Linked DNA regions of Homo sapiens: region 1 is linked to region 2. A link is a loop called in an ENCODE intact Hi-C map of the cell type or tissue named here. Cell type or tissue: mammary epithelial cell. All regions are shown on one strand. Each heading gives the region's core, and the rest is flanking DNA. Links, peaks and the distances in the headings are about the cores only.

Region 1 (11,299 bases), core at 1,423-9,422, 280 kb after region 2:
CTGTGCACTATGATCCTGTCTGTGAATATCCACTGCACTCTAGCCTGGGCAATATAGCAAGACCCCATCTCTAAAACAGATAAATAAATGAATTTGATATTATAATCTTCCCTACTTCATAGGCCAGCTGTGCTAATTACATGAGTGCATTCGTGGAAAGCCCTGGGATGGCGCATTCTGCTGCAGAGTGCTTCATTCGTGCTAGCTGTTATTCAGCAAAGATTTTTGAATGCATATCAAAAGAAAAAACACCCTACCCTTGCTTTAACTTGAGTTGGTCCTGACTTTATGTGTAAACCTCCTTTTTGGGGTTAGCACCTGCCCCCTTGCCTCTTGCTCGGCTGAACACCGATGGGACTCTATGGCTTTGGCTCTCTGGGGCTTTGTCAGGTTGTACCAAGAAACACCTCTGAGATGAAGGAGGTAGGAACCTAACCTGGGTTGTGGCAGAACTGGGTTTAAACTTCTGTTAAACCACTTAGTAGATGTGCAGCCTCTGGATAACTCCTTATCCCTCCATATCTCAATTCTTCCTTCTGAAAGAAGTGGTCATCATGGGGACCCCCTCTTGATGGCTTATCGATCAGAGGAAATCACAGATGAGTGTTGCAAAAGCAGTGTCCAAAACGTGGTGGAAACTCAGCAGGGTGTCGAGGGTGAAGGTCTGTGGCATGTGCCCGATCCTGCTCCCTCCCCGCTCAAACGCTACCCCTCAAAGAGGTCTGTCCTGACATCCCCTCTAAAAATGCCCTTCCCAAGGCCCTTCCCAGCACTATTTTTCTTAATACCCCCTAACACCAGCTGGCATTTTATATTTCATCCTTCCATTTGTTTATTGTCAAATTCTCCACTGCACTGACCCTCTCAGAGGGCAGGCCCTCTGCCTGAGTCTGGTTCCCAAAGCCTGAAGCAGTGCCTGGCTCATGTGGACATATTCAATAAATGTTGCCACTTGAGAGTGTATTTTTTATCCTAGTCATTTTTGGTTCCCTCATGGCATGTTTTACGGCAAGCGGCAAGGTTTTGAATCCAGCAGAACAGGATTTAAAACTTGCCTTTTCTACCTTAAGAAATGAACTCTGAGCTCCTGTTCGTCCTTTTGTAAAACAGAGAGAATAATATTTATACCACAGGGTTATCGTGAAGATTAACTGAGATGATGGTGTCTACAACAGTGACTGACACACAGGTAGCTCACGAAACCCTTGCTGAATTGATAAGTGCAGGAAGGAAAGATGGAATCAACTCCCCCTTATCTGAGCCCCACCTGCCCCACCTTTCTTTCCTCGCTCACGTCCTCCTTCCTTCCCCTCCCCGAGGCTGGCACACTGGGGACCCTGCTGATCCTGCAGCCACAGGCATCTGTCTGTCTGCGTTCCTGCTGGCAGCAGCAATCTGGATCAGCATTGGAAATTATGACCCTTTGAAGAAAGGGTCAGCCACTATTTTAGCTCAAGTGCCACAAATAGGAAACAAATTTTGCCAGAGGCACCAGGGTGGCTGAAGGAACATTTTTCCAATTTTCACAAAGGCGTCACCAATACCCATTGGAACTTTGGCTTTATGTTTGGTTTTTTCTATAAGGCCACTAATATTCACTTCCTGTATCTCTTTTTTCCTTTTTTCCAATCTATGCAAAGTCATCTTCCTTTTTCTTGCTTCTATTTTTTTTTTTTTTTTTTTTTGAGACAGAGTCTCGCTCTGTCACCAGGCTGGATGGAGTGCAGTGGCACAATCTCTGATCACTGCAACCTCCGCCTCCCTGGTTCAAACAATTCTCCTGCCTCAGCCTCCTGAGTAGCTGGGACTACAGGCACACGCTGCCATGCCCAGCTAATTTTTTTTTTTTGTATTTTAGTAGAGATGGGGTTTCACCATGTTGCCCAGGCTGGTCTTGAACTCCTGAGCTCAGGCAATCTGCCCGCCTCGGCCTCCCAAAGTGCTAGGATTACAGGCATGAGCCACCATGCCCAGCCTCTCACTTCTATTTTTATACCTCTCCTTTTTTTCGGCTTTTGTCCTTTTCTTCTTTCCTTAAGAAGCAAGCCTCCTTGCGCTAGTCTCAGTGCCTTCTCTCACTGGTCCCTTACTCCCAACCCCATCTTCCTTGCTCTGCGGGTGGACAGAATATGGTAAGATTTCAGTATCTGGACATAGGAGGAGATAGAAGGCCCAACATTGTTAGGCTTACATCACTGGGGAAAATTGATCCTACTGGTCTCCGTCCCTCTCTTTTCAAGCTGTCAGAGTGAAAGCACTGGGTTATCCCTGCCACACAATTTTCTCCATTATCCTGTTAGTAAGTAGAAAGAACTACACAGTTAGAACAAATACAAAGACAATGTACTCTGTGGGGCTTCTGAAAGAAGGCATCAGGGTTGTTGGGTCTGGGCTAGTTTGATTTCATAGTCTTCTCAGCCCCATCCAAGAGTCAATCTGTAAGACTTCTGTAAACCACACACAGGCAGCTCACAGAGCACAGGCTCTAATCTTGGTGTTCAACCAGGGACCTACCACTCTCCCTAGGGTCAGTCACCCTACCCTTCATCATTCATATATAGCCTCTTGAGTTTACATTTTCTCTTCTGTCAGATGAGAATAATAATCTCTACTCAGCTCTGCACCCTTTACAGCGTGTTCTGGGGAACAAATGTGAGGCTGCAGGCTCTAGGCATTTGGAAAAAGGGTAGGGAGGGGCTTCAGAAAAAGTCTGTAAATGCATCCTGCTTTCTTCCCTGTTAACACGGTTAAGTGGAGGCCCAGATCACATTTTTTTCTTTTTTCTTTTTTTCTTTTTTTGCAAATTTGAGGAAAGCCCAGATTCAGAGGAGCAAGTCCCATCTGAGACGGAGTATTTTCTCACTTGGAATAGCAGAGTTGGAAGGTGTCAACTCAACAGCTCAAGTCAGATTTTGAATACACTTGGCCTCAAGGCAAGCTATTCCTTCCTGTATCAGCATCCCAGCTTCACACATCCCATCTGAGCTGAGCCAGGGCTGGATCTCAGAAGACACACGCTCCTGGGGCCTTTGCTCAGTCTGAAGTCAGGGGCCTAGCCTTTGTCAGAATGTGATATGGTGCTGGGTGCCTTGAAGTGACTGGAGTCCATGGTACTGTGAACCTGAACGTGTCAGCCACTTAGGAGTAATCCAGAGAAACCTTTTTCTTACAAAGGACAAGCTGAGTGGCCCTGGATTTTACAAAATGAAAAGTGTTTTAAATGACACAGATATTTAGGTTAAAGGAGAAAGTTAGAGGAAGATATATTAGGGGAATATATACATGCACATATACAAATGAATACATTATTATGAGCCAGGCATTGTGCTAAGCACTTTACATGCTAGATTTCATTAATTTAAATGCTTAAGAAGAAAAATGGAGGAAAAGAGTTGTCTAAGTCGCTGAGAGCATACATTTATCCTGTACCACAGAATGAAGATGAATGAAAAGCCCTGGTAAGAAAGTCGGTAAAAGGATCCTACACAGAGACCATTTTTAGTCTGGGCTGCTAGCCAGAGGTATCTAGAAGAAAGGAAATAATGAACTTGTAGAATGTCAGAGCTGGAAAGAGCCTCAAAAATGCATCTTGTCTAACTACCGTCTGTTCCATCTTACAGATGAGGCTAACGAGGTCCAAAGAAGGGAAGTGGCATACCCACCGTGACACAGTTGGTCGGATCCAGTGCCCACTCCTCGGCCAGAGATCTTTCAGAAAAATCTAACAGGGTCCTCAGTCTCCTACCAGCTAGATTTTTTTTAAATGACTGTTCTTATGTTGCCCAAGCTGGTCTCAAACGCCTTGGCTCAAGCAATCCTCCTATCTCAGCCTGCTGAGTAGATGGGACTACAGGCACACAACCCTGCGCCTGTCAGCCAGATTTTTAAGTCACCATATTTCGTGGACCAGAAAAGTCATCTGTCCTGGAGTGTTGTACATGTCTCTGCTATTCACTTGTTAACCTGTGAATGAGTAATCGCCATGTGTTGCCATTGCCACGCATCACATAAAAAGTCTCTTTTTGCTGATGCCCAGGCTTACCAATCCAGCACTAGAAGTGATGTGCCCTCCTTGGCTTGCTAATGCATCTGCTTATGGAGCCAGCCAGCCAGCTTCATCCTGGATTACGGTCCCAATGTCTTTATTGAGGTCTGGCCCCTAAGCGCAAGAAAGCCAGGCTTGGCATCTGCCATTTGAACCTGTTTGTGTTTCTTGGGACCTTAGATTCACAGGACATTCAAGCTGATAGAGAGCCCATGTGGTATCTGGCTCAACCCCACCAATTATAGAGCAGCAAGATGACTTGCCCAAAAGTGGCACAACTAGTTAAAAGCTGTGATGCCAGTGCCTCTGCTCACTTCCTATAGGAAAGTACTAGTGTTGATTATGGTCATGTACTAGTATAGATCACTAGTACCAATGGATACTGGGAGAGTGTCACTGCTGGGACCACAGTATGAGGAGAGAGGAGTGGCAGGAAAGAGCATCATCCATGCAGCCGGATGCTTGTGCACTGCACACCTGGTCAGGGAGGCTGCAAGAGCTCTGCTTCCTTGCATTTGCCCAGAGAAACACTTTCCACTGTACAACTCATTTACATCTCATTTGACCTTTAGGAAGGACACAGAACAATAATTCTCAGCTCCACTTCCCAATAAGGTTGTACAGGCTCAAAGATAAATAATTGATATCAAATAACAATATGATTTAAGTTTAATATAAATAATAAATGATAATAATATAGTATCAAATAATTGACTATGTTCACACAGCAAGTAAGTTATGGAGACTGAGGTCCCATATCTCTAGGGGTGCGCTTCCTACACAATAATAGCCTTGATAATAAATGACACTTATTTAGCATTTACCAGGTGCCTCTCACTGTCATTCTAAGCTACACAAACATATATATATGTATATATGTATGTATACGTAACTTCTCATTCATTCTTCGTAACAGCCTTTTTAACGTAGGTACCCATTTCATAGACAAGAATATCAAGAGGTTAAAACAAAGTTCAAACCAAAACCATATTCAAATAGCAATACTTTGTTCAGGGATTTCAGCTCGTGGAATCTGCCCAAGACTCAATGCTCTTGAATCACCAGTTGTAGGCAGAACTTTCCTTCCCTCATTGCCTTCCACCCAACCAAACACACACACTGTCTCTTCATTCCAAAAAGGAGCTAAACTAAAGCCCAGAAGTTCCATGAACTTTTTGTTCCTGGGTTGCCCAGGATCTCTCATTTTAAGCTTAATAATAGCAAGAGGAAACCTCTGGGTGCGGCGGCAGCACTTGCTGGGCTGCACAGCCTGGGCGAGCATGTCCTGAGAGTGGGGAGGCGGCAGGCCGCTCCAAGAGCGCCTCCAGAGGCCGAGCAAGGAAGTGGCAGGGCCCAAGGCTCCTGCAGCATGGGCGAGATGGGGATGCGCTTAAACAACAGTGATATTAAGAGAGTTTGACTCGAATCTAGAAAGCAATAAACTGAAATCTTTAAATCCATATAATGCCCCACAATCAAAAACCAAATTATCTGGTATCAAGGGCAACTGAGTAGATAGTAAGTACAGGCAAGGAACGGGTGGGTGGTGGAGTGAAAAATCCAGGGTGGAAAGAACATGCCAGTCAACAGGTGGGAGAGAGAAAAAGCAGGATAAACAGAGGATTTGCAAGAATGCCCAGGAGAGAAAATGAGATATTTGAGTAGAGCCGAGCTGCAGGATGGGGGTGGGATCGGCGTTTGCTTCCTCAGCACAGCATGATCAGAGGGTGCTAGCCTCAGGGACAGCGGGCTCCATGTTCTGCTTCTCCAGGTCTGGGATTCTGTCACCACAGGGAAGAGCTTTTTCAGGAAAGGCATACTGGAGGGACATGTATCCTGTGATCGGTGTCAAGAGTGTGGTGCCATCCCTAAGGAGAGGCTAGAAATCAAAATTATAGCTTTAAAAATTGAAAAAAAATTATTTTCATTTCTATCTATTTCCAGGTCACTAAGTCCAATAATAGGATCATTCACTTCTCAATCATGCTCAACCCCAGGCATCTGCTCAGTTCATATGTCTGCAGAATGGAAGAAATATGCAACCTGAATATCTACTAAAACCATGACAGGTTCTTTCTTTATTTCCTTTTTTTTTTTTTTTTTTTTTTTCTGATGGAGTCTCACTCTTGTTGCCCAGGCTGGAGTACAGTGGCACAATCTCAGCTCACTGCAACTTCCGCCTCCTGGGTTCAAGTGATTCTCCTGCCTCAGCCTCCCGAGTAGCTAGGTCTACAGATGCTCATCACCATGCCTGGCTAATTTTTGTATTTTTAGTAGAGACGGGGTTTCACCATGTTGGCCAGGATGGTCTCTATCTCTAGACCTCGTGATCCGCCCACCTCGGCCTCCCAAAATGCTGGGATTACAGGTGTGAGCCACTGTGCCCAGATGCAGGTTCTTCCTTCGACTCTGAAGAGCTCACATTCCAAATTTGTCAGTAACTGTTTTTTTGTTTTATAGAATATCTCACAGAGTAAGAAGCTCAGAGCTTCAGACAAGTGAGGAGATAACACTGCATATGTAATTCTGTCAGAATCCCAAGCCAAGAGTTTGTGATGCTGAGCTGAGAGAGCATAGGGCCTCTCAGTGTTACTGAGTGTGTGTGTGTGTGTGTGTGTGTGTATTTGTGTGTGCGTTGTGCATCTGTGCATGTAACCCACGGGCAACAGGGAATATGAAGTGGTCTACAGTAGACACTGGTGGGCCTGTCCCAAAGGTGTCACATGTGGCGTGCACATGTTCATCACCATCCCTGAACCAATCTGGAGAAGCAGGGTCCTGTGACTGTCTTACTGAAGGCTCCCACCCAGGGCTTCACTCTATGTATAGGGAATAAATCAAGCTTAAGGTAATGAACTGCTGGGGGCAGGTAACAAATCTCAGGGAAAGATGGATCCCTGTGAGCTACATTTGGATGTGCAAAGCCACCAAAAGAATAATAAACAAGGAGGGACATTCACAAAGACATAGCCCTGAGAACAAGGAGAGTGGGGGCTGAGATGTACCAAGAGGGGATCCTGATGAAGGATTAAGCTCCTTGGGTAATTTTCTTCCATCAGCTAGGTGAAAAATGGCACCGAGCTGCAGCGCTACGTTTTCCATTCTATGAGATAACTCCATCTGTGCTTCTTTTCTAGGGCTGTGGCAGCAAAGTACCACAAACCGGGTGGCTTAAAATGACAGAAATGTATTGTCTCATAGTTGCGAAGGCTGGAGGTCCAAACTCAAGTTGTCAGCAGGGCGGTGCTTCCTCTGCAACCTGTGGAGGGGATGCTCACTCACCTCTCCCAGCCCCTAGTTGCTGCCAATCCTTGGCATTTCCTGGCTTGCGGCTGCAGCACCTCAGTCCCTGCCTCTACTGCTCCATTGCCTCTCTTTCCCCCATGTCTATCTGTGTCCAAATTTCCCTTCCTCATAAGGACATTTTTCACTGGATTAGGGCCCAAACCTAATCCAGTGTGACCTCATCTTGACTTGACTACATCTCTAAAGATTTTATTTCCAAAAAAGGTGACAGTCACAGGTAATAAACATGTCTTTGAGGGGACACAATTCAATCCATCTCATCACCGATTACCCTAGCCTTTTGGTAAACCTCACACAGCCTAGAGTTGTACTGTGAAGAGAAAGAGACAGAACCACAGAGGAAGTGTAGCCTGCCTCCCACCCCTCTCCACTGTGGCGGGAGAGAGGGGTTCTATTTAAACCAGCTTGGGAGATGCTGTGAAGAGCAATAGCAACTGCCTCATGTACTCCTTCTCCTCCCCCATATAATTTAGAGGGTAATGACCCTTAGAAGGGGTGTGTGTGTGTGTGTGTGTGTGTGTGTGTGTGTCCCATTTGCACTGGTCTTATTCCACCTCCATCCCCAGAAAATCATAAACCTCTAGGGAACAGAACGGTGCCTGGCTCTCATGTGTATTCTCTATATTCCAGGTGCAAGCTGCTGCACTCAATAAATATTTGTAAAATTGAATGGAATGAACCTAAATTGAGTTGTGGGGAACAAATCATGCCAACACTCCTTTGGCCTTGGAAAGTAAAAAGAAGGGAATTTGTTAAGAGAAAGGCCAGGGCTGGGAAAGGAGAGAAAATGATTCCCCCGAAGTACTGATGAGGCCAGCCATGTCGATAGCTCTTCTTCTAGCATGTTACTAACTTTTCAAAGGTTCCACCTCTCTTTGTCCTCTCAGTAAGGACATCTGTCCAGCTCCCTCTCTATGTTGTTTGAAATTATAAAAGTGTCACCTCCACTGAAGACCCTTCTGTTACCACATGACTGCTGGTGTCCCTCAGGCGCCCCCCGCAATGATGCTCCTGTCACTGTTAGTACCCGAAAAGTAACAGTGTTGCCACTAACGCCCGGCTCACACCTCTGCAGCATCACTGACTCCCACCAAGCACCAAGGCCACCACCACTACCAATGTCACCAGCTTTCTGTGGAAGCCAGCACCACTGCCCCAAGCCTGCAACTCCTGTTAGCAAAGCTGCTGCCAAAGCAGCTGCCCCAGCCCTGAGGCTACTACCATGCTGGGCTCTCCATGCTTCTTGGAGAACATAGAAATACTGCTTCAGGTATCTATAATGCCTGTCTGGCAGCCCCCTCACCCTAAGGCCCAGCACAGGACCATGGGGATGAAGGCATCCTGAGCAGAAGACCACACTAGTCTCTGGTCGCCCCTCCATGCTGCGATGGCCCACTGTCCTTGACCCAAGCACAGCTGCTGCATCCTTCCTCCAGTCAGATTTAGTCCTGACCCGGATCTCAGGCCCTGCAGACCTCTTTGTGGGACTTCCCAGCAAGCCTGAATCCTGCAGCAGACCCCGATAAAACCAAAGCTGGAAATCTAACACATCAAAGCTTAATTTTTGCCTAACATGTATTCTAGGTAAAAAAGCTAAGCCTAGTGGCAGGGCCCAAGAGCAAGCAGGACAAGGTTAGCCAGCAGCTCTAACAAGGATCAAGCTTTGGGCAACAGAGAATCTCTGCGGCTCCATTTTCTTTTTCCCATTTGGCCTTTCTAAGAACTCTGAATGTGTTTCCCGTAGTCATCGTCCTCGCTTTGGGAAATTGATTAAGAGCAAAGGCCAGGGCCTTGATACAATCAGAAATAGCCCAAATTGTGTGGGACAAAGTGAAAACTGCAATGCAGGCAGCCTGCTGGCTTTGCCACAACCATACCCAAGGCTGAGTGCAATCCATTTTATCAAGCTCTATATATTCACTTTTTTAAAGAAATAAAGAAGCTCCAGTATCCTACCAGTACCCCCCGCCACCTCCTCTTATGATATCAAAGTGTTCAAGGCCACAGCAGGCCCTTAGGCTTGGGCTGTCCTTGACTGGAGCTCTCTGGGGCTGATGCCTCCTGCTTTGAGGGACAAACCACAACATGACTGAAGGTCTCTATAGAGCTGTGAAGAGCTCTAAGGGTGCATCATAATCTTAACAATGGGTCAGACTCAACCATCCCTCCCCACAGCCCCACTTGACTCAGGGATCAATGCACAGGAAGGCCATGGGAGCTGGCTGGAGGACTCTCAGGTCCTGCTTCTATACTCAGAAGAGGCACTTAATGGAGAGAATGAAGTCACGTGCACAACAGTGATAGGAATGGAAAGACTTTGAAATAAATATGTCTTTTAACAAAAAGGGAGATCTCACTCTGTGTCCACCCAGTGCTAAGTTCTGTGCCTAAGAGATGCAGAATGTGTAAGACATGGCCTCCTGTCTTCAAGAAGTGCTTTCTTCTTGAGGGCATTTAATGACCAACAGTGATCCATGGAACACCAGAAAGAATAATTTAAAAATGGACACACAGAAGGGCCCAGCATTCACCTTTCAGTTGTTTGTGTGTTTTAATAGACTTTATGTTTCAGATCAGTGCTAGGATCATAGCAAAATTGAGCACAGGTACAGAGATTTCCCATATACCTCCTCTCCCCACACATGCGCAGCTTTCCCTGCTATCAATATACATCACCAGAGTGGTGCATTTGTTCCAGCTGATGAACCTACCTTGACTCATCACCATCACCCAGGGTCCATAGTTGACATTAGGGGTCCCTCCTGGTGTTGCACATTCTATTGGTTTGGGCAAGTGTGCAATGACATGCATCTACCATTACAGAATCATACAGAATAGTTTCACAGCGCTAAAAATTCTCTGTGCTCCACCTATTCATCCTACCTTTCCACTTTTACTTATAAGAGTTTGCTTCAATGAAAACAACAACAACAACAACTGGGAAGTAGCTTTTCCTGTTCTTGATTCATTCTGAACAACTCCTTGGGGAATGGGCTATGGAGAGTTGGCCCCAGGAAATTGGATGCTGTTAATGCCGACGTGAAGTAAACAGATTGGAGAGTCGGGTTTCACCTCATTTGAAGGTTTTAACTGGTGAGAACCCTACTTAAGTAGGTACCTTCCTGTTGTGGGTTGAATCATGTCCCCTAGAAAGACAAGTCCTACCCCCGATATAATCAAGCTAAGAGGAGGTCATTCTAGATGAGAGTGGTTCCTGATCCAATGACTAGTGACCTTATAAGAAAAGGGAAATTTGGACACAGAGACACACAGGCAGAGTGCCATGTGATGACGGAGGGAGAGCCTGGAGTGATAAAGCTGCAAGCCAAGGAACACCAAAGATTGCTGGTAATTACCAGGAGCCAGGCAGAGGCAAGGGAGCCCTTCCTCCAGTGCCTTCAGAGGGAGCGTGGCCCTGTCAACACCTTGATTTTGGACCTCTGGTCATCATAAAAGTGAGATGACAAATTTCCATCATTTTAAGCTACCCTTGTCACGGCAGCCCAGGACACCCATATGCTTCCCAACCTCTACTTCCCTGTCCCTGCCCCTCAACTCCACACACGCCCCCAATGCTGGTGACGCTTCTGCTGTTTTAAAGCAGAGACTTGGAACTGCTTCCTGCCTGGCCAAGATTTCCTCACTCCTCACACAGGGCCCTTGATCCTGGAGCAGTCTCTTGTGGCAGAGAAACATGAAGATGGTCAAAGCAGCCAGAAGAGACACCTCCAGGGTGCCTGAGGAGCAAACAACTGAGATAACAGTGAGCGAAGATGCCACCAAAAAACATACTGCGGCTAACCTGACACAGAGGAAACAGACTCTTGAGAGAACAGCATTTTATTTGTTCCAAGCTGGGACAGCCCCCAGCTAGGCCTCCCAGGACCGTTTCCCTTCCTCTGAGGCTAGGAGAGCCCCTGGTGAGGGGAAGTAGCACCCTTCTCCATG
Region 2 (11,299 bases), core at 1,837-9,836:
AGTAGGTGATGTATGGCAAAAGTACTTTCCTAGCTCAGAATGCTGCCCAGACTTCCATTTTGCTTTTGGGAGGAACTTCTCTGTAGGTAGTTTTGATGCTCCCCACTCCACTTTCCCATCTGACATCTCATTGAGGTACTACTTTGAGCACCTGATCCACAGTCTTCAGTGTCCTCTTGCTGCTTAGAAACCTCCAAAGGCTAGCCTGAGATTGATGCTCTTTGGGCTTCTCTTCTTTGCAGCTGTCTGAAATAATTCACATTCCACACTTCCTCCCCATCCTCCCAAAGCTACACCTCACAATAAAAAACCTAACAGTCTCTTCAGGGGTGCTGGAAAGTGGAGTAATTTATCTGCTAACTGATTTTTGCAAAAGCATTATCGGGTAATAACACCATTGTATGCAACCACTGTTCTGTAAAGTAATAGAGACATATTACCTGACATATTACCAGAACCCTAAATGGTGACCCTTCGGGAATTTGAACTCTGGAAGCTCAGAATGTGGGTGAGGGCAGCAAACTCATAACTATTGGTCTTTAGAGACCCGTAACAGCACTAGGGAGCATCTATTATCTAGGCCTATGAATAAATTGTAGGATTCTGTAATAGAATTACAGTTCCTTCCTCTAACTATGTTTTAAGGAGAGTATAATGGAGAGACAGGACTTCATGGGAAAGAAGAACCAAAAGAATGGCTCTTAAATGTTTCTGTATTTTGGTGATACACTAGCAAAATATAAGGGAAAATACCTGCAAGGATAAATGAGATAATAACAACCATGGATCATTTTTAGTTCCTGGGAAGGAAAGCACCATACAGATTTGAGGTATTATTATTATGCATATAATATATATAGACATTGTATAGTTATTCACAGAGAAGCTCACATATGTCATTCCCACTAATAACATTTCTTTTCTAGCTCCCGCGTAAGAGGAGATATGCCATTTTCATATGTTCCACACATACTCAGAGGAACCTGCGTAGAATATTTTTGCTGATGAAATTTTCTGGGTTGTAACATTTATCTTTTTGAAGAGCTTCCTTCCTATAACCCCACGTGGAGAGCTGTGCTTTTACCTCTCACTGTGATGCTATCTACATGTGGATTTTTGTGTCAACTGCTTATCTTAGCCATTAACCAATTTCTTGTCTGTTTGTATTGTTTGTAAAGTGTTGGGCATACATAGTGCTTTGCCAATGCATGGGGACCTGGCTCCCTGCCCTGTGGAGTGCACCATCTAATGAAAATGGACAAGCCCACCACAATAGAAATCATACAAATATGAGACCCAGAAAGATGCTACTGGCTTGGGAATGAGGGCAGGCCAGTCAGGGATTAAGTGGAGGATCTGAAGAAAGAGAGGAAAGCATTTGGGAGAAAATTAGATGAAGGCTGTTCTAACGGAGGCACACATGTACAACATAAACTCAGTCAGTTCTTATACAAACACAGGGCTGGAAGAAAGCGTTACAGGTTCCCTGTCCATTCTATCTCCCTGAGCGGAGTGTTTCACTCCCTTCCGCAGTCCTTCAGCTTCTGACTGATCATCCTCGGGGGTATGGATAGGCCAGCTAGTGTGGATCTTTGCAAAGTAAGTGCTTAATCTCCAGCTGGCTTCTTTTGCCACCCAACATGCTTCTGGGTGGCTCACTGCCTACACTGTCACTTGCTGGGCGCTCAAAGAATGCAAATTCACTTGGGCAAAGCATAATAGAGAAATTAAATATGCTGCAAATAGAGGGGCACACATTTTATTCTCAACTAAAAATAAACCATTTGGGGTTATGTGTAATTGCTCTCTTGGATTTTTCACTCCATTGGCATTTCTCTTTAGAGTGGATAATTAGAAACTCCCAGTTTAATTTCTATACACAGTCCTACACAGTTTTCAAGTGAGAAAACTTGCACCAACTTTCAATATGTGTGCATATATTGTCCACATGGAGCAACATTAGTATGGGAGGAAGAGAAGAAGGAAGAGGAATGGAGCAGGCAGGACTTGGATGAATTTAGAAAGAAAGCAGAGTGCAATCGAGGGCAGAAATGCAGTGCAAGCCAGACACTGATTCATGGTCTGACCTTGGACAAAATTACCCCAGCTCTCTGTGCATCCACTTCTCTGTCTGATTATGTGCTTTGTAAACATTCAATCACCTTTGAGGTGTGGTTCAAGAGATAGGGCAGAGGCTACCCTGGGGATCATTTCTGTGTCTGTGAATGAATTCTATCCAGCCCAGCCTCCTCTGGGGACACCTAGCCTCCCTACATTAAAAAAAAAAAATCCACTAGCTGCACTTTCCTTCAGACAGCCTCCAGGGCGATGCTGTACGAAAGGAGGGACAATCCATGCCTGGCTCAGTTTCCTGCCACTGAGGAAAAGGAGATCAGGGGACCTTGTTTATATAAAAAGATAATGTGGCTGCCTCCCTGTGGTAAGACCTGCTCTTGTTTTTTCCAGAAATTGTGCTTAAGCTGTCAGCATTCTCTTATTAAATTCTACTTATGATCACTGGCAATTAGGCCAGTGGGGCTCATACTATACAAATGCAGACATTAAAAGGAAATAGGACTTTAGACTATGGTTACAGGCTAGTAAATCCTGGGGCATATGGGTTACATTAGTCTGTGTACTCTTACCATTTACCTTTTCAAAGCCCTTTAAATATATTACCTTATTTCATCTTTACAATAGGTGCTTGACACTATTACCTCCATTTGACAGGTAGAAAAAATTAAGGTTTAGAAGAGTTCAAAAAATTCCTCAAGATTACACACAAGGTAGTGCTGGGATTCAAACCATGGGAAATTTGTTCTCAATCTCTGGCAAGATTTCACCCCATGTTGACTCTCTGGCTCCCTAAATGGTTGCCCAATTGCCCCCTCCTTTGAGATGGGAAAGACACTCTCTCCACTGATGGTCTAACTCTGGTTTCCTTGAGCAATTTGGGACAACTATTTTTCTAGCATTGGGTTAGAATACATTCAGAGGGCCCTCCCAGGGGTTCCCTGACAAGTTTCCCCCCACCAACAATGCGGTATTCCCAGGGAGAGCCTGACTTGCTTCAGTCTCTTCCATCTTCAGATGATTAGGCTGCTCATGTGTGGACTCTCCAAGTGGGTGGGGTAGACTTCACCTTGTTCTCCTCCCTAGGGATTTTAATCCTGGTGACCTATCACCTCAAACTCAGCTCCCTAAATTCTCAAGTTTTCCATGAGCCCCATCAGCAATTTTTGTGCCTAGGTCTCCTGGCTGAACGTGGCAGCCAGAGTTCTGAGGTTTATATTCAGATCGGCCCCACGTACTGCCTTGACGTCAAGCTAAAATAACAGCACTGCTTGGCTACTCACTGATTACTCACTCACAGAGGCAACTGAATCCTCAATCTGATATGTGGGCTTCTGAAGATCTTATCATGTCCCTCTGATATGCTTTGTGGCTAGTAGGTTCCTTCGAAAAACCTCCCAGCTGCTGTGGGTAGCCGCATTTTCCAGTTACTTCTGAGCCAAGCTAATGAGGCATGCTAATTTTGGAAAATGCATAACCATCCACTAATCTACCTCAAATCTCCAGGAATAGAATTCTGGAGAGATTCTAGATAAATACTAAGAAGTAGCTCCTGTCTTCATGTTCCTCAGAAGGTGCAAGGTCAGGTGGTGATACCAGCCAAGTAGGAGAAGGAGCAGAGGGAGGAGAGGCAGGAATGACCACAGGGACTTGTCTGCCCATGTACACTAATGAGGCCTTCCTCCCAGACTCAGAACTGACGGTGACCTAAGGACTCCTCCTACATGTCTCTGGACTGATCCTTGGCTCCATTCTCCAGCTGCATAGTCAGGAGCTTGGATGTGCCCTGAATCCTGTGCTCACTGCAGGACAGCTGCATAAAGTTGAGAAGGCAGCACCAACAAGTGGCTCAGGGAATGTGATGAGCAGAGGGAGGGCTGGACATAGTAAAAAAAAAATGAGGAAGAAAGAAAGAGAGAGAGAGAGAAGGAAGGAAGGAAGGAGAGAGAAAGAAAGAGGGAGAGAGAAAAAAGGAAAGAGAAGAAAGAAAGAAAGAAAAAAGAAAGAAAGAAAAAAGAAAGAAAGAAAGAAAGAAAGAGAAAGAAAGAAAGAAAAGAAAAAAAGAAAAGAAAAGAAAAAGAGGTAGAGGTCGAGTTTGCCCTGCTGTTTCCACAGTCTCATTTATAGCCTATTCCTTCTCTCTGGTCATAATGACTTGACTCATGTTTACTGACTGCTAACATTATGCCCAGCGTCGTGCTAAGTATTTTACATGACATTCATGGCTCAGTTCCCACACGCTATGTGAGGATTTTAGAGGAAAGTTTACAGACGTTAAGAGGCTCACCTGAAATCGGATGCTAGTAAATGAGAGAGGCCAGATTTGAATTCAGAACATATCCTCCAAAGCCACTATTCATACTGCCTTTTTTTCTGACCTCCCTCTTTTCTCCAAGTGCCTAATGGCTTAAATTCCCCCCTGCCTTTTTTAGCTCTTTGAGTCTCATTGTACTACCTCATGTTAGAAGCATATCCTAGATCACTTCTTATCCCTTTTATTAATTAAAACTTACATGGTTCTGTATTTATTCACCCAAAGGTTGCCTTTTTCTGACAGAATAAACTAATTCCTACTAAAGTGTTAATGACTACCAAGGAGTAATCTGTAACTTTGAACTGAAAACCTTCTGCGTTGTCACTGTGGATTAGCATGCTTTAAGACCAAGGAGACATAAATTTGTACATTTCAGGCATTGTCTGGACCAGCGAGAGAGAAAATGTGGGGTTAGGGAAAGGTGATTGGGGCATTCATCCTTGCACCCTGTGAATAGCCTTATCTTATAGTAAATGCTCAATAAATGTTTGCTGAAAAATTACTGATTGATGAATGAGTGAACAAATGAATGAATGAATGTGAATTATCTAGACGAGATTTAAGTATGTGGTAATACTATGTCTGGTCGGTAGAGGCCACTGTTAACATTTTCCAACATCTGTACCTGAAAGGAGAGCCTGGGGTATGGGAAATTCTCAGTCATCCTAAAAGTTGATTTTGGGCGTAAGATTCTGAGATGAGTTCCAGTGTGCTCCCTTCCATCAGTAAGACCCTCGTTGGAGGAATTTTCTGGTACAGACAAGGGATTATCCCCTCTGCTGCTTGGAGAGGACAGGACACTTTCCCAGCCCGTGGATGGCCAATGCAGCTGAGGTGTCCACAACACAGTAGAATGAGACACAGCCTCGGCAGAATAATCAGAGCAGAAACCTGATCAGACTACATGCTTGTGGCTGACTTGGAAAAGAAGGTGGTGGGTGGGCCCATGGAGGGATTGACCATTGGCTAAATGTTGGGTTTTGCTTTTTTGTGTGCCTTTCTGATGGTAGCACTACTAGAAGACAGTATTCCAGGTCATCCTCAAGGTCCAGCCTTACTCTGGTATCCTGAATAGGAACTTGGGAATCTAGATTGACGCAGAACTTTTCTCTAAGAACAAGCACACACGTCTGCCCAGAAAGCACTGTCCTGCTGCCTCCTGCTGGAAGTTGGGAACCATATCTGTTCTGGTTGTCATTCCTCTGTACCAGACCCAACTGAATAGTGTCTAAGGGTTGCCTCTTCTGTGAAGCCCACCTGATGCACTCAGCCTCCACAACCACACCCTGCCTCGTGTTGTCACACTACACACCAACCGTGAGGGGTCAGTTAATTGTCATGTTCTGGAAATGTAAGCTGTGAGTTCAAGAGCAGACACAGTTTTCTTTTATCTTTAGGTATTAGCAACTGGCACAAGAACAAGCACAGAGTCCTTGATAAATGTTTGTTGAATGAAAGAACGAGTGAATGAAGTCCACTAGGCTGCACTGTGGTGATCCAAATCAGCTTCCAAGATGACCGCATTAATCAGACCTATTTAACTGTCATATTATTTATGTCACATGGATACAGGAAAGTGAAAAAAATGAAAACAGCTCTTCCCAGACTTTGCCTTTGTGGCCTGGCTAGGAGACCGGAAGGGATAAAACTTTTCTTGCTGAACATAATGAACCAGAGTTAATTTTATCCATGTTAGTTTTGGGCTCTTGCACACACAACAGGAGACCCTTAATGGCCATCCAAGTTGTATCTTATTAAATTTAAAAAGATAAAATGAATCGCAGGAACCATAAGCTCATATGCTACCACAGGCCAAAGAGGAACATGCTGATTAAAGTTTACTCAGCAAAGAACAGTAACATTCTGTATCCCAGGCATATGAAAACAAATGTACACTGAGAAGACGCCCTAAGAAGGTGAACATCCAGCCTGGCACTTCATAATTATCAATTGAGTATATTAATATGAATGAATTAACTGGCTAGAAACAATCCAATAAATTAAGGCATTAAGACCCCTCTACTCCCTTTGTGATTGATTACAGGAGCCAAACTCACTCAAATTTCTCTAAGTTTCTATAAAATGTGAGGCTTGTACTAAGAGAGCAGAAATTCAAGCCTGTCACCCTCCCTGGGCTTTGTCTGTGCACTAGCACAATCAGGAGTGGTACCAAGACCTCACCCAATGGAAACCTCACCTGGTGGGCGCTCCTGGGGAAGTCTGCCATTCCATTTTGCAGATCAAAGTGTGTCTTGTATGAAATGGGAAGAGGGGTTGAGCAATTCCTCCAAACTGAATTAGGGATTGCCTGCAACTCAACTCACTGGGGACTCATTTCAAGTCAGCTCCCTAAACATTTGTAAAACACTTTGTGTAAGCAAGGAGCTGTGCCAGGCGCCAGTGGTAAACAGATGAATGAACAGGCTCCAGTCCATGCCTTCAAAGGCCCTGTAGCCTACCGGGAAAGACAGTCTAGTCAAGAGATGGTTAAGACATCAGGTGTGGTAACTGCTATGAGAGAGGTGCAGTGAGGGCCTAGGGAAAGGGATGCCTGACCTGCCTGGGCTCAGCAAGAGAGGTTAGTGGAGGAAAGGTTTTCAGGAGCAGAAGGAGAGGACATGGAATCTGGAATGAATCTTAGGGTGAGTTCAAAGTGTATATCAAAGGCACTGTAAGAGCAGGTGGGGCAGGGACAGGAAACATGTCCCAGCAAGGGCTCCTTACCTGTAAAAGAATGGAGGCCTCTTCACAGACCTGCAAGCACTTCAGTATGGCTGGAACATGATGGAAAGACAGGAGAGTGAGTAAGAAAATGGGCACTGTGTAAATACAAGCCAGAAGGAAAAGGGCCTGGATGTTAGGAGTTTGCAATTGATCCTGAAGAGGAGAGAGAGACACTGAGCGATTCCATGACAGATGGGAAACGAGGCTGCTATTGGATTTGATCCTTCATATGCAGGTTAGAGATGAGTTATCAGGATGTCGGGCCTTGAAGGGCTCAAAACCAAACCCCAAGGGAGCCAGATGGTGGGGGCTGGGAACTACACGTTTGAGTTGCAGTCCAGGCTCTGTGGCTGAGCATCTCTGAGGCTAGAGGGCTCTTGGAGGCTAGCCTTTTGGTTTGTGTTTCACTCTGCCAGGTGCACTGTCACCTACCCCTCTTGCTGCCCATGCCACACACACACATGACTGTCTTGGGACTCTTCTGCAAGATTTCCATGGTTCCAGCACTACCCTAACCCTCACATCGTGGTGCTGGCCAGTTCACTTGTCCATATGCCCCCGCTGCACTGTGAGCTCCTTGTGGACAAGAACGTTGTTTGCCTTATTCAACACTGTGTCCCTGGTGCCTAGCACTGTGCAGTGCACACAGAAGGTGCACAATAAATAATTGTTCAATTGTATGAATGGAAGTCAGATGGATAAAAGGTCACTTAACCTCTCATGCCTTTATTTACTTACTGGGAAAATGAAAACCATCTCTATGCTAATTTTCAATAATGAAACTCTCCATTCCAACCATCCGCAATTCCTAAATGTGTTACTTTTCCTCTCTCCCACCCCACATATTTTTTTATCCTCTTCCTCCTTTTCTGTCTACACTCCCACTCTTCCTCTTTCCCTTTCTGTGATTCTTGCTGTGTTTCTGCTGGTCATGTATTATGTTCCAGTTCTTCACTTTACCTTGGCTTTCTTATTTACTAAATTTCCTTCCCTTACCTTTCCACTCTTTCCTTTTGCAGTCCACTCTTTCCTTTTGCAGTCCACCCTCCCCTGGCCTGTGTCTTGTTTCCTGCCTCTCCTAGTCTTTCTCTCTCTCTCTCTCTCTGAGTCTTCTCTGTTTCTTTACATTTATTCCTCCTTCCCTTCCTCAATTGTTTTTGTTCTCATGAAATTTCTACTAACCTAATTTCATGTTTGGCTTTTTGCTCCTGGCGTTTGGTTCTAACTGACCTCCAGACTCTTTTCTCTATTTATTCTGAACAGAACAAATTGGTGACGATAATGGTACTGATGCTATTTCAGCAAAGAAAGGAATAAAGATGCAGAGATGTCTTTGAGGGGACTGGCAGGTCAGCTGTGGATGGAAGAAGGAACACCACTTAGTTCATCACTGAGAATAACCTGTCCTTCGATAGAGCTTCAGAGAGTTTGTGAGCATATGATGAGCATCTAGAACTGTTCCTTCCAGAAAATAACGTATCAGAAGGCAGAAAAATAATTATGTTTCCCTCAATGATCCCAGCAAAGAAGTTTGCTCTCCTAAAGGACCTCAAGGCACTCATAAAACTAAGAAAACTGAGTTAAGTGCTTTTTATTAAACCATTAAGAGATTTTATTCAGCTAAGACAAATGTCTTCACTGAAGGATACAGAGTTTGATAGTATAGAAAATACCCAGATGAAAATGTGTCTGAATAAATTAGACTGATGCATTTGGCATTTCAGTCTCCAAGTGTCTGATTCCCTTCAGCCCCAGTCTGCTGGCCAACCAAAAAATCTCTGATGGTGGATTCACTGAGTCCACCATTAGGCATAAGGGAGCAGGCACAAGAGAGCTTGACAGCACTGGAAGTTTCCCCCAAACTGTAAACAGCTTTGAGGACAAAGACGTAAGTAGCAAAGAATGCATTTTCTTTCTTTGATAGCCATTGGCTCCCAGATCTCCCTGACTTTATCCCTTTCAGAGACCAAGCAATAGACCAAGGAGCACACAGGACATTGGCAAGGAGAAAGGGTTTGGGGTGGGGTGGGCACAGTCAGAGATAGGAGAACTTACATCCAATTTCAGGGTCCTCAAATTTCTGGTCTGCCCCTAAATACGTAGAAGGTGTGGACTTAGAGGAGATAAATTTAAAGGCAGATGAATTTAAAGACACTCACTCCCAGCTTTTCCTGCCACACATGCTGGATCCTTTATCATCCTAGAAAAGATTCTTCTGGGGATATCACAGCTCTCCCCCCACTTTTCAAGACAGAAAAGGAACTGGCCATGGGAATCTTGTGTGCCAAGGGATTTAGTATAATGTTTATTTATATAGAATAAAATTGAGCCAGGCACGGCGAGCTTGCAATGGCTCAGACTAAATAATAGTAATAGCTAACATTTATTGGGTATTTACCATGTGTCAGGCACCATGCCAAGCATTTTACATATAATTTTTTATTTTGTTCTCACAACAGTTCATGAGGAACGTATTGTCATCACCATCCTTCTGATGAAGAATCCAGGTTTAGCAAAGTGATTTAACCTACCCAAAGTCACTCTAAGGCAGTTATTCCCAATCATTTTGGCACCAGGGACTGGTTTCACCAGAGAAGACAATTTTTCCATTAACTAGGAGGTACAGGATGGTTTTGGGATGAAACTGTTCCACCTCAGAACATCAAGCATTAGGTTCTTTTTTTTTTTTTTAGATTATACTTTAAGTTCTGGGATACATGTGCAGAATGTGCAGGTTTGTTGCATCGGTATACACGTGGCATGGTGGTTTGCTGCACCCATCAACCCATCATCTAAATTAGATATTTCTCCTAGTGCTATCCCTTCCCTATCCCCCCACCCCTCGACAGGCCCTGTTTGTGTGATGTTTCCCTCCCTGTGTCCGTGTGTTCTCATTGTTCAACTCCCACTTGTGAGTGAGAACATGCGGTGTTTGGTTTTCTGTTCTTGTGTTAGTTTGCTGAGAATGATGGTTTCCAGCTTCATCCATGTCCCTGTAAAGGACATGAACTCATCCTTTTTTATGGCTGCATAGTATTCCATGGTGTATATGTGCCACATTTTCTTTATCCAGTCTATCATTGATGGGCATTTGGGTTGGTTCCAAGTCTGCTATTGTGAACAGTGCTGCAATAAACATACACATGTATGTGTCTTTATAGTAGAATGATTTATAATCCTTTGGGTATATACCCAGTAATGGGATTGCTGGGTCAAATAGTGTTTCTTGTTTTAGATCCTTGAGGAATTGCCACACTGTCTTCCACAATGGTTGAACTAATTTACACTCCCACCAACAGTGTAAAAGCTTTCCTATTTCTCCACATCATCTCCAGCATCTGTTGTTTCCTGACTTTTTAGTGATCACCATTCTAACTGGTGTGAGATGGTATCTCATTGTGGTTTTGATTTGCATTTCTCTAATGACCAGTGATGATGAACTTTTTTCATATGTTTGTTGCATGCATAAATGTCTTCTTTTGAGAAGTGTCTGTTCATATCCTTTGCCCACTTCTTGATGGGGTTGTTTGTTTTTTTCTTGTAAACTTGTTTAAGTTCTTTGTAGATTCTGGATATTAGCCCTTTGTCAGATGGGTAGATTGCGAAATTTTTCTCCCATTCTGTAGGTTGCCTGTTTACTCTGATGATAGTTTCTTTTGCTGTGCAGAAGCTCTTTAGTTTAATTAGATCCCATTTGTTAATTTTGGCTTTTGTTGCCATTGCTTTTGGTGTTTTAGTCAGGTACTAGGTTCTTATAAGGAGCATGCAACCTACAGCCCTCGAATGTGCAGTTCACAATAGGGTGCAAGCTTCTGTGAGAATCTAATGCTGCCACTGATCCGACAGGAGGTGGAGCTCAGGTGGTAATGCTTACTGGCCCACCACTCACCTCCTGCTGTGCAGCCCGGTTTCTAAAAGGCCATGAACTGGTACCCAACCATGGCTCAGGGGTTGGGGACCCCGGCTCTAAGGCATACTCATTTGATGATCTTCCCGACATCCTTTGATTTTGGACACTGCTTGCCTTCTTCCTTCTGGAAACTGCTTTCTCCCTTTTCTTCCGCCCTACCCATGTGGCTACCATGGTTTTCTGTAGCTCTTCCCCTGGCCAATCATCCTCCCCTCAAAGCTAAGCCCATGCTTTGGAGTCAGACAGTCTAAGATTAACCAAAACTCCATTAATCCCTG

The links. A loop is a pair of places that touch in the nucleus more often than their neighbours do. Peaks named below come from ENCODE experiments on the same cell type or tissue, not always from the same donor. Only the 100,000 strongest peaks of a DNase experiment are listed, where the experiment ranks them.
Region 1: a loop joins it to region 2, with 4 times the contacts of the local background. A loop is called at or near these places in 44 of 110 quality-filtered maps.

Annotation. Positions count from the first base shown.
Region 1 is chr1:175,752,212-175,763,510 of GRCh38, forward strand. No RefSeq gene overlaps it. Among named protein-coding and RNA genes, the nearest start is that of TNR, 14 kb to the left of the region's middle. In mammary epithelial cell, for the core only: a CTCF peak has its summit at 5,374; no DNase peak of the experiment used is centred there.
Region 2 is chr1:175,476,334-175,487,632 of GRCh38, forward strand. The region is part of intron 2 of TNR (tenascin R); the gene reads right to left. Among named protein-coding and RNA genes, the nearest start is that of TNR, 260 kb to the right of the region's middle. In mammary epithelial cell, for the core only: CTCF peaks have their summits at 5,004 and 5,543 (motif pointing left); no DNase peak of the experiment used is centred there; H3K27me3 peaks cover 346 bases.